Linked DNA regions of Homo sapiens: region 2 is linked to region 1. The links are chromatin contacts, found by Hi-C in ENCODE. All regions are on one chromosome and are shown on one strand. Each heading gives the region's core, a stretch centred on a gene start or an enhancer-like site at or near the end of the contact. The rest is flanking DNA. Distances are from core to core; before and after follow the strand shown. Region 1 holds the start of STAM (signal transducing adaptor molecule). Region 2 holds the start of PIP4K2A (phosphatidylinositol-5-phosphate 4-kinase type 2 alpha).

Region 1 (4,255 bases), core at 1,575-4,074:
GAATTTCTGATTCAGCCTCAGATTAAGACTGAAGACAATTAATTTTGAAGATGTGCAAATGTATACGAGTGTTAAGTGATAAATAACTGTATCAAATGAGTTACTTTAATGTTATGACATATTCATTGGTAGATATGGTGAAAGAAAAAATTGTTAAGTGTATTCTATACACTGTATTCTATATGTTATACTATTAAAAAATAATATGAGTCTACTGGACTCTGTGCAAGGCTTATGTACTGGGAATCTCTGAGGGGTCTTCTTAGATAAACCTTTTGTAATATTTCAATACAAGGATTGTGAGAAGAGAATTGGTCCAATACCAAAACCTGAGCAACTTTAAAAAGTAAGCTTTTCTGGAGCAAAACAATGTTGCTACACTGAAGAAGTATAATGTCTGGCAGGCTCAACTGACACATTCTCAACTCAACAAACATTATTAAACACCTCCTATGTAGCAACCTCTCATTAAGGAGTATAAAACTATCTTGAATGCTAAATAATTCGGTAAAGGCAAAAATGCTAAAATAAGTTAGAGGATTTTGTAAGAAGGTGGAAATTAGAGTGGACTAGTGCAGCGGTTCTCAACTGGGAGGTATTTTGTCCTTCCAGGGGGCATTTAGCAATGTCCTGAGACTTCTAAAATCATGAGTGGGGGCTGGGTGTCACCGGCATCTAGTGGATAAAGGCCAGGGATAAGGCTGAACACCCTACATTGCACAGGACAAACTCCTATGACAAAGATATTTACCTGGCCCAAACCGTCAATAACGTTGCTACTGAGAAACCCTTTGCTACAGTAATCAGGAAATGACTCAGGTGTAACAAGTTGGATTCTGAGTTGGCCTTAACACACAAGGATATGTTGAAAGATAAAAGAAAGCATAAGCGTAGGACAAAAGCATAAAGGCAAGAAGGTGCCTGTGTTTGAACTGGGTGGTACAGCTACTAGGAACGGGTTTGACATTAAGAAATTTACCTGAATCCAATGCAAATATGTGTTCACAAAGTCAGTAGAATATAAAGGTGATTGGGTAGTTGCTAGCTAAATTATACAGGACCAAGAAAACTAGACAAAGGTGCTGTAAACAGAAGAAGCAAGTATTAAGAAGCTGTTTTAAGTATTTCCCCTAGAGATTCATGTAGTGAGATGTAAAACTGCTTGAGAACAGCAACTAGGCCTTGCTCATCACTGTATCTCTTATGTCACTGAGCTGCTGTGTCCTGTAGTGTGTGCTAACTGCTTATTAAATTAAATGCAATTTTCCAATTCATTAAGTATAATCGGTGATCTCCAAGGTTCTGTCCACTGCTAAGATTCAGGACACTCATTTAAGGTGGAACAAAAAAGGTAGCATCTAGTAAGTGCCAACCACATAAAGGTACTGTAGCAGGCCCTCTAGACATATTATTTAACTGCAGAATGGAATGATGTGTTTTCCCCTCTTTAAAGACAAGAACACTGGAACTCAAAGAATTTAACTTGCCTATGATTTCACCGTGAGCTGAGAAGTGGCAGAGGTAAGGAGTGAACTTTTTTCTACTCTTATATAAACTTCCAAGTTTCAGTGACATGCTCTAAGGAAGAGTTTAAAAAGAAAAATTCAACATCCACCTTTCATAATTAAAATACACAAAGACAAGTAAATTCATAAGGTTGTCCTTATTCACAGTAATGATTACATTCTGCCATAAGGGATTTGGAAATGGTATTTGGCTTGCTTTCATTCCACACTTGTGTGCCAAGGTAGTTCCTACGTGCGTTCAAATTAAACCAAAATTCTCTCCCCGGAAACTCAAATTCCCATAATTATTATCTTCAAGTCAGAAAAAAATAAAATAAAATAAAATTAAAAACCAAAAGCAAACCTATTGAATTGACATCATCAGTACCTAATACCAGTGATTCAGAAAACAACAAAAATGTAGCATTTCAAACTCTTTCCAGATTCAACAACTTCTTCCACACTTCTTTACACCTTTTAAAGTGCAGAGACCTAGCCTAAGAGAGACATCCCAAAGGCTCAGGTCCTCAATTCGGTTTCAGTCGTTGCCAAGTATTTCATCTTCATCGCTCCTAACATGTTTGAGAGTCTACCCTTAACCAGAGCTCCCTCCTTCAGTTACCGTTACAAAAGATTTTAAAATCCTCTAAGGAACCTTACCTAAAACATTCTGCCAGTTCCAGACGCTCAACATTTATTTGTCTAGGCAAGCACTTTTGGTACAGGGTTTACAATCCTAATCTAGCCAACATACGCCTTAAGCCCTTCGCTGTTCTTCCAGAAGCACAGTCCCTGCACCAGATGCTACACCAGCTGCTCCTCCCAGGCCCTTTACACCAACCCATTCAGCAGTTCTTTGGCAACCTACAGTCCTAGCTCAAGGCCCATTTCACAGGATGAGTCCCATTTCTTTCAAAGAGGATGCGCCAAGCCCTCAACCTCCTCCCAGCTCTGAAGGAGGGAGCCTCAGGAAAGGGGAAGAGCGAGCTCTTCCTTGGCCCTGGCCCGAGGGTCCTGAATGCAGGCAGGGGCTGGCAGAGTGAGCGTGCAGTCCGGTGAGGAATGGGCAGGGAGAGGCAAAAACACTTACCAACATCCTGATCGAAGGGATTGGTGGCAAAAAGAGGCATCTCCGCTGCGTGCCGAGGTGTCCCCGGGGACTCCCTCTCGACAGCACGGGAGTCAGAGCTCGACGTAGGATGGAAGACTCCTCAGGCAAAAAGAGCAACAGAGACCGACTCTACAGGGTCCGCGACAGCTCCTCCTCTCACCCAACCCCACCAACCGCGGCAGCAGCTGCGGCGGCGGCAACAGCAAGGAGCCGAGGAAGCCCCCGCGCGGAGCTTGTCGGGAATCTGGGCGACCTTGGCGCTGCCTGTCTCAAAGCTGCCCCGAGCCTGCCCCATCGGTAAAGGCTGAACAGGGAGTCCCCTCTGCCTGACTCCTCTTTTAATTAGTCACACATAAGAGTGGAATTAGTTCTTGTGTTTTCTGCTTTTCCCTTGGCTAGGAGTCTCCGTAGGACGGGGTCCTTCAGGCGTGCTGAAGCCTACTAACAACCCCAGGAGTGACTGGGAGAGCCAGGAGAAAGAAAGCAGGTTGAGTTCGGGTCGAGCTGTGCGCCTTTTTTCCTCTCGCTCTCTCGGTTATCATAACCTTGTATTCCCTCTGGAAGGAAATGGAAATTCCTTTGGATCATCTTCTAGGTAAACAGTTTAATTAGCTGCGTGAGGTGACAAACTTGCTCGGATGAAGTCATGGGAGCTGAACGAATTGGCCTGAATCCCAAGAGGGGAGTGTTCAGGGCGCGCGTGTCCCTCGGAGAGGCTGAGGTAACGCTGGCTCCTTCCCGGGAGTCCCTGAACGCCCGGCTTTGGAATCTGCAGACAGCTCTTCTAGCAGGGCGTTGGCACCTACTGACTAACCGTGCAATCACTCAGCAGCTGTGATGGTTGGTGACATGTCTTTCACAGCCCAAGATAGCCTCCCTAGACTGAGCAAAAAAAAGAAAACAGAAAAAAACTGGAGCTAAAAGTTGATCAGTGAGTGATTCCTAGCAACCCAAAATGTTGGTTTATTTATTTTACTTATAAGTTTAGTTAACCAATAAAAATTATTCTCTGTGTGATGGAGAAGTTTTAAGGAGCATCTACTAGAGATGTTGCGTCCCACTTGGAACAAACTTAGTAAGCACATCTTGTACGTAAATGGAAATTATCCCGCAAATTACGGCATCTCCAAATGTAGCGTGGAAACTAATATTGACATGTCAACACAGGATTAATACATAGTAATCAAAGAGTGCTTAAAAATTCATTAAAAATGAAGTCCCACCTCTAAAAGTGAAATGTGCAAATTAAAGTAGCAGTTAGATAATGTTTTGTCATTTAGGTAAAAATTACAAAGAATCGGCCGGGCGCGGTGGCTCACGCCTGTAATCCCAGCACTCTGGGAGGCCGAGGCCGGCAGATCACCTGAGGTCAGGAGTTCAAGACCAGCCTGGCCATGGTGAAACCCCGTCTCTACTAAAAGTACAAAAAATTAGCCGGGCGTGGTGGTGCGCGCTTGTAATCCCAGCTATTCGGGAGGCTGAGGCTGGGAATCGTTTGAACCCGGGAGCGAAACTCCGTCTCAAAAAAAGAAAAAAATTGCAAAGAATCAGGGATGTGAGGAGTCAGACACTCACATACTGTTGGATGAAGTGTAAATACTGTATAATCTTCCTAAGGGAAATATTTGGAAGCATGTAA
Region 2 (4,194 bases), core at 923-3,422, 5.1 Mb before region 1:
AGTGTAGTGGCATTATCACAGCTCACTGCAGCCTCCAACTCCTGGGCTCAAGCAATCCGCCTACTGCAGCCTCCAGAATAGCTGAGACTACAGGTGTGTACCACCATGCCTGGTTAATTTTTGTATTTATGGTAGAGATGGGGTTTCACCATATTGCTCAGGCTGGTCTCCAACTCCTGGGCTCAAGCAGTCCACCTGCCTCATGCCTCCCAAAGTGCTGGGACTACAGGCATGAATCACTGCCCCCTTCCTAAATGGTCCCAGTTTAAGTGAGTGTAGGGGTGTGTGTGTGTGTGTGTGGTGTGTGTGTGTGTGTGTGTGTGTGTGTGTGTGTCTTGCAACAGAATGGCATCCTATCCAGGGATGGTTCCCACCTTTTGCCCAAGCTGAGCAGCTGGGATAAGGCTCCCACTATCTGTGACCTTGAACTGGAATAAATGAGTTGGAAAAATGAATAAATCCGTGAAACAAATGACTGTAAAATAAAAATATGTAAGTGTACATTAATCATAAAAATGCACGACAATAAATGAGATAGGAGTGCACTCAGCTACCATATTTGTGATTGTTTTTGAATTTCATGGTAGCAGCAGGTCCTACAGGCAACTTTTGCTTTGCAAACACTTATTCCTTGACTTAACCCAGCACCACAGCAACCATCGCTCACTTAATCACTAGAAATTTGGCAAACCATTATCTTGTTTTTATCAATCTTTAAAAAATGTAGGTAGGCCAGGTGCAGTGGCTGGTGCCTGTATTCCCAGCACTTTAGGAGGCCAAGGTGGGCAGATTCCTTAAGCCCAGGAGTTCGAGACCAACCTGGGCAGCATGGTGAAACCCCATCTCTACCAAAAATACAAGAAGTTTATCCAGGCTTGGTGGTGCGCGCCTGTAGTCTCAACTACTGGGGAGTCTGAAGTGGGAGAATCACCTGAGTCTGGGGAAGTAGAGCCTGCAGTGAGCTGTGATTGCACCACTGCACCCCCAGCCTGGTTGACACAGCGAGACCCTATCTCAAGGGAAAAAATAAAAATAAAAAAGAGGTATAGCTCACATTTATTTTAATGTTTAATATTAGAAGTGTTTTGAATTTTTACTTTGAAGTTCGGTGATGTTTTTGTAACCGGAAATAATGCTGTAGGAACTTAACTCTTTTTTTATATGTCAGCCTATGGCAAATTTGGTTTTGTTATATGTTGTTTTGCTTAAGGTGACAGTTTCCAAGAACCTACTCCGTGAGGACTGGTGAGCTGGGTCAGAGTAAATAGCACAGGATGACGACTGCAAGGACGATATGGGGGCAGCAGGGTTTTAGACATACTTGGAATGGCAGCTTCCTGAGGTAGGCCAAGTATTCTCAGCATAATAAGGGCTACATTTAGGTGTATCTGGAGGAAGACGGTGAACAGATTTCCACGGACGGTGAGTGCACTGGAAAACAGGCAGGGATGGCAAGTACCATAGTGATGGATTGGAAGAAGGTGCACTTTGGGGCATGATTCTACTGGTTAAGCCAAGGGCTCTCGATGAGGTCCGAGGTTCCTGCCCCGGGCACGGAGTGGGTTGGCAGTGACAGCCCAGCCTATTACGTGGGAGTCTCCCTCTTGAATGGCTCCAGGAGGCCCATATCGAGGGTCTGAAAGGCCAGACGGTTATCCGCACAAAAGTATTAAGTTCATTTCAGGGACTGACCCGGCAATGTGCCCGGGTCCTTCCCCTCGGTGCTGGGAAGCCCTGGTCTCCCTGCAGCATTTCACACCTGGCTGGGTCTCCTGACTCGTGGCGTGGGTGAGTGCATGAGCCTCCCTCCTTCGCCTGATCGACGCCTGGGGGCTCCTCTCCCCAACCTCCTCACTCTGCCCACTCTGTCCTCTCCCTCCTTGGGGAGCGGCAGGGGACGCCTAGCCGGGGTCCCCAGGCTCCCGCTCGCAACCCACGGCCTCCTCCGCGGGCAGGGAGCGAACGCCCGGAGGTCGCCCGCGCACAGGGGGCGGCCCGGCTGCAGCGGAGCCGGGGCGGGAAGGCGCAGCCTAACGGTCCAGCTGCCGCGCCCCGCGCCCCGCACCCAGTGCCCCGCCCGCGGCGCCGCAGCCGCCTCCCGCCTGCCCGCCCGCCCCCTGCGTCATGACGCCGGCGCCCAACGCGGAAGCCGCTCGCCGCGCGCCGGGTCCAGCCGCGGGCTGAGCGCGGATCCGCGGCGGGCGCAGGATACGGGCCGGGGCGCGAGCCGAGCGCAGTCTGCCGGGCCGAGCGGGCGGAGCGAGCCGAGTGGGGCTGAGCGCGCCGGCGGCGGCGGGCGGAGCGGAGCGCGGCGCGCCGGGGCCGCCGCCGGGGGGATGCGGCTGCCTCCCCGGGCCGGGGTGTAGAGAGGGCGGGTCCCCGGCCTCGGGAGCACGGCGGTGGAGGGGACATAGGAGGCGGCCATGGCGACCCCCGGCAACCTAGGGTCCTCTGTCCTGGCGAGCAAGACCAAGACCAAGAAGAAGCACTTCGTAGCGCAGAAAGTGAAGCTGTTTCGGGCCAGCGACCCGCTGCTCAGCGTCCTCATGTGGGGGGTAAACCACTCGGTAAGGGCTCAGCTGCGGCGCGCGGTCCCCTTCCTCCTCCTCCTCTTCCTCCTCGTTCCCCTCCTCCTCCGGCTGCAGCTGCTGCGGGGCGGGGAGCCGGAGTCAGCCCTGGACCTCCGGCTGCTCGCCCGCCTCGAAGCCCCCAGCCCCGCGGCGCGTGCCCCCAGCCCTCTGGGCCGCCCAGGCACCACCACTTGCGTCCCCTTTAGATCTATGGCCCGGTGCGGGTCGGGGGTCCCGTGTGCATGTGAGTCTCACGGTGGGTGCCAGTGCCGCCCCCGGTCCGCCCGCCCGCCCGCAGGTCGGTCCCCGCAGCCTGGGAGGTAGGAAGTTTGTGCGGGGCACGGCGCCTCGGCTGTCAGCCCCGGCGGGAGCTGCTGGGGGCCGGGTCCGGGCGACCGCTACCCGGTGTGGGGGCCGCGCGGCGCCCGCGTCTTCCGCTTGCGGGCAGGTGTACCTGTCCCGGGCTGGGCGCGTGCGAGCCTCCCACTGGGGCACTGGGGCGAGGATACCGGAGCGCGAGCAGATTTGGGGCAGCAGCTTTAGTGCTTAGGTCCTTTCTTTTTCCTTTAAAGGCAATATTACTGGGCACAAGTCGGCTTTTTGGCAAAGCAGCAGCCGATGTAAATATGGCTCTGGCGTCGGGCGGCATCCCTGCGCTTCTCCCGCATCGCCCTGCCGCTGTGCGGGCTGGAGAGCCCTTGGCGGGGAGTCTTCCTCCCTTCGTCGCCTCCCCCCACTTTGGGGAGTCAGGCAGAAGTCACCGACTGCGGAAGGGCGGCCGGGGCGGGGACAGCAGGCGGGGGTCCCGGCGGGCGCGGGCGGAGGGGGTCCCGAGTTGGCCGCACCCGCTGTGGGGGGTGTGGGAAAGGCTGGAGAACGCGTGGAAAGGTTAGCGTCACGCACAGTCGGGGATTGGAGGATGCGCCGCTGCGGGCTATGCGGACTGCGGTTCGAGGGTCTGAAATAGCCTCCTGCTGATCTGACAGCGAGAAACTCCTGCAGTTTTAATCCACTTCGATAGGATCAGGAAACATGATCGGAGCTGTTGGCTCAGCCAGGAAAGTTTAAACGAGCTGTGAATTTTGACCATGACCTTAGCCACTGCAGTCACTTAGCATCTGGGGAAAAGTGTAAGTTCGCTTTCCCTGCTTTTGATTTCGATGGATGTCTGTATGTCCTTTTCAGCGTAATGGAAATGACAGAAAACCATGCTGGTTTTTCGGAAAACACACACACAGACACACACACACACACACACACACACACCCTCAATGTAGTGAAGTTGTTTAAAATGCCTAAAAGCATCGTTTTTGTATTTTTCTTCCCCAAGCTGAGCAGGGGGAAGGGCAAAACAGTATCAGGATCGATCGTGTTTGCATGGAGTGAGTGTTTTTGGAAAAGTTGAGAAATGATTATTTTTATCCAGCTTAATGACTGACTCACTGAAGTTCATTTTAACTTCCTGGCAACTTCTTTAGCTATTTGGGAATGTAAGTTGTTACAAGAGCATGCATTACTGCACCAAAAACTCCTCTCTCAAGTTTTATTACGGAAAATGAAATGCAATTTTTCCTAAGTAATAAGTTTACAATGTAGAGTTATGTATAATTTTGTTAAGCTCTTT

The links. Hi-C counts contacts between places; a loop is a spot of excess contacts on that map. Pooled maps may share reads with other maps.
Region 2: a pooled map shows a loop between it and region 1 (5-fold over the local background). The contact joins the promoter of PIP4K2A here to the promoter of STAM in region 1. A Hi-C loop is called at or near these places in 3 of 50 pooled maps.

Annotation. Positions count from the first base shown.
Region 1 is chr10:17,642,720-17,646,974 of GRCh38, reverse strand. It overlaps STAM (signal transducing adaptor molecule), which reads right to left and starts at 2,824. Exons shown (of 14, transcript NM_003473.4): 1 at 2,596-2,824. The coding sequence starts at 2,635. STAM-DT (STAM divergent transcript) reads left to right here and starts at 3,057. Exons shown (of 1, transcript NR_110370.1): 1 at 3,057-4,255. RefSeq lists enhancers at 2,810-2,929, 3,080-3,149, 2,572-3,221, 3,222-3,870.
Region 2 is chr10:22,712,556-22,716,749 of GRCh38, reverse strand. PIP4K2A (phosphatidylinositol-5-phosphate 4-kinase type 2 alpha) reads left to right here and starts at 2,172. Exons shown (of 10, transcript NM_005028.5): 1 at 2,172-2,567. The coding sequence starts at 2,424. RefSeq lists enhancers at 1,310-1,917, 1,918-2,526 and silencers at 1,687-2,356, 2,657-2,736, 2,907-3,026, 3,327-3,436.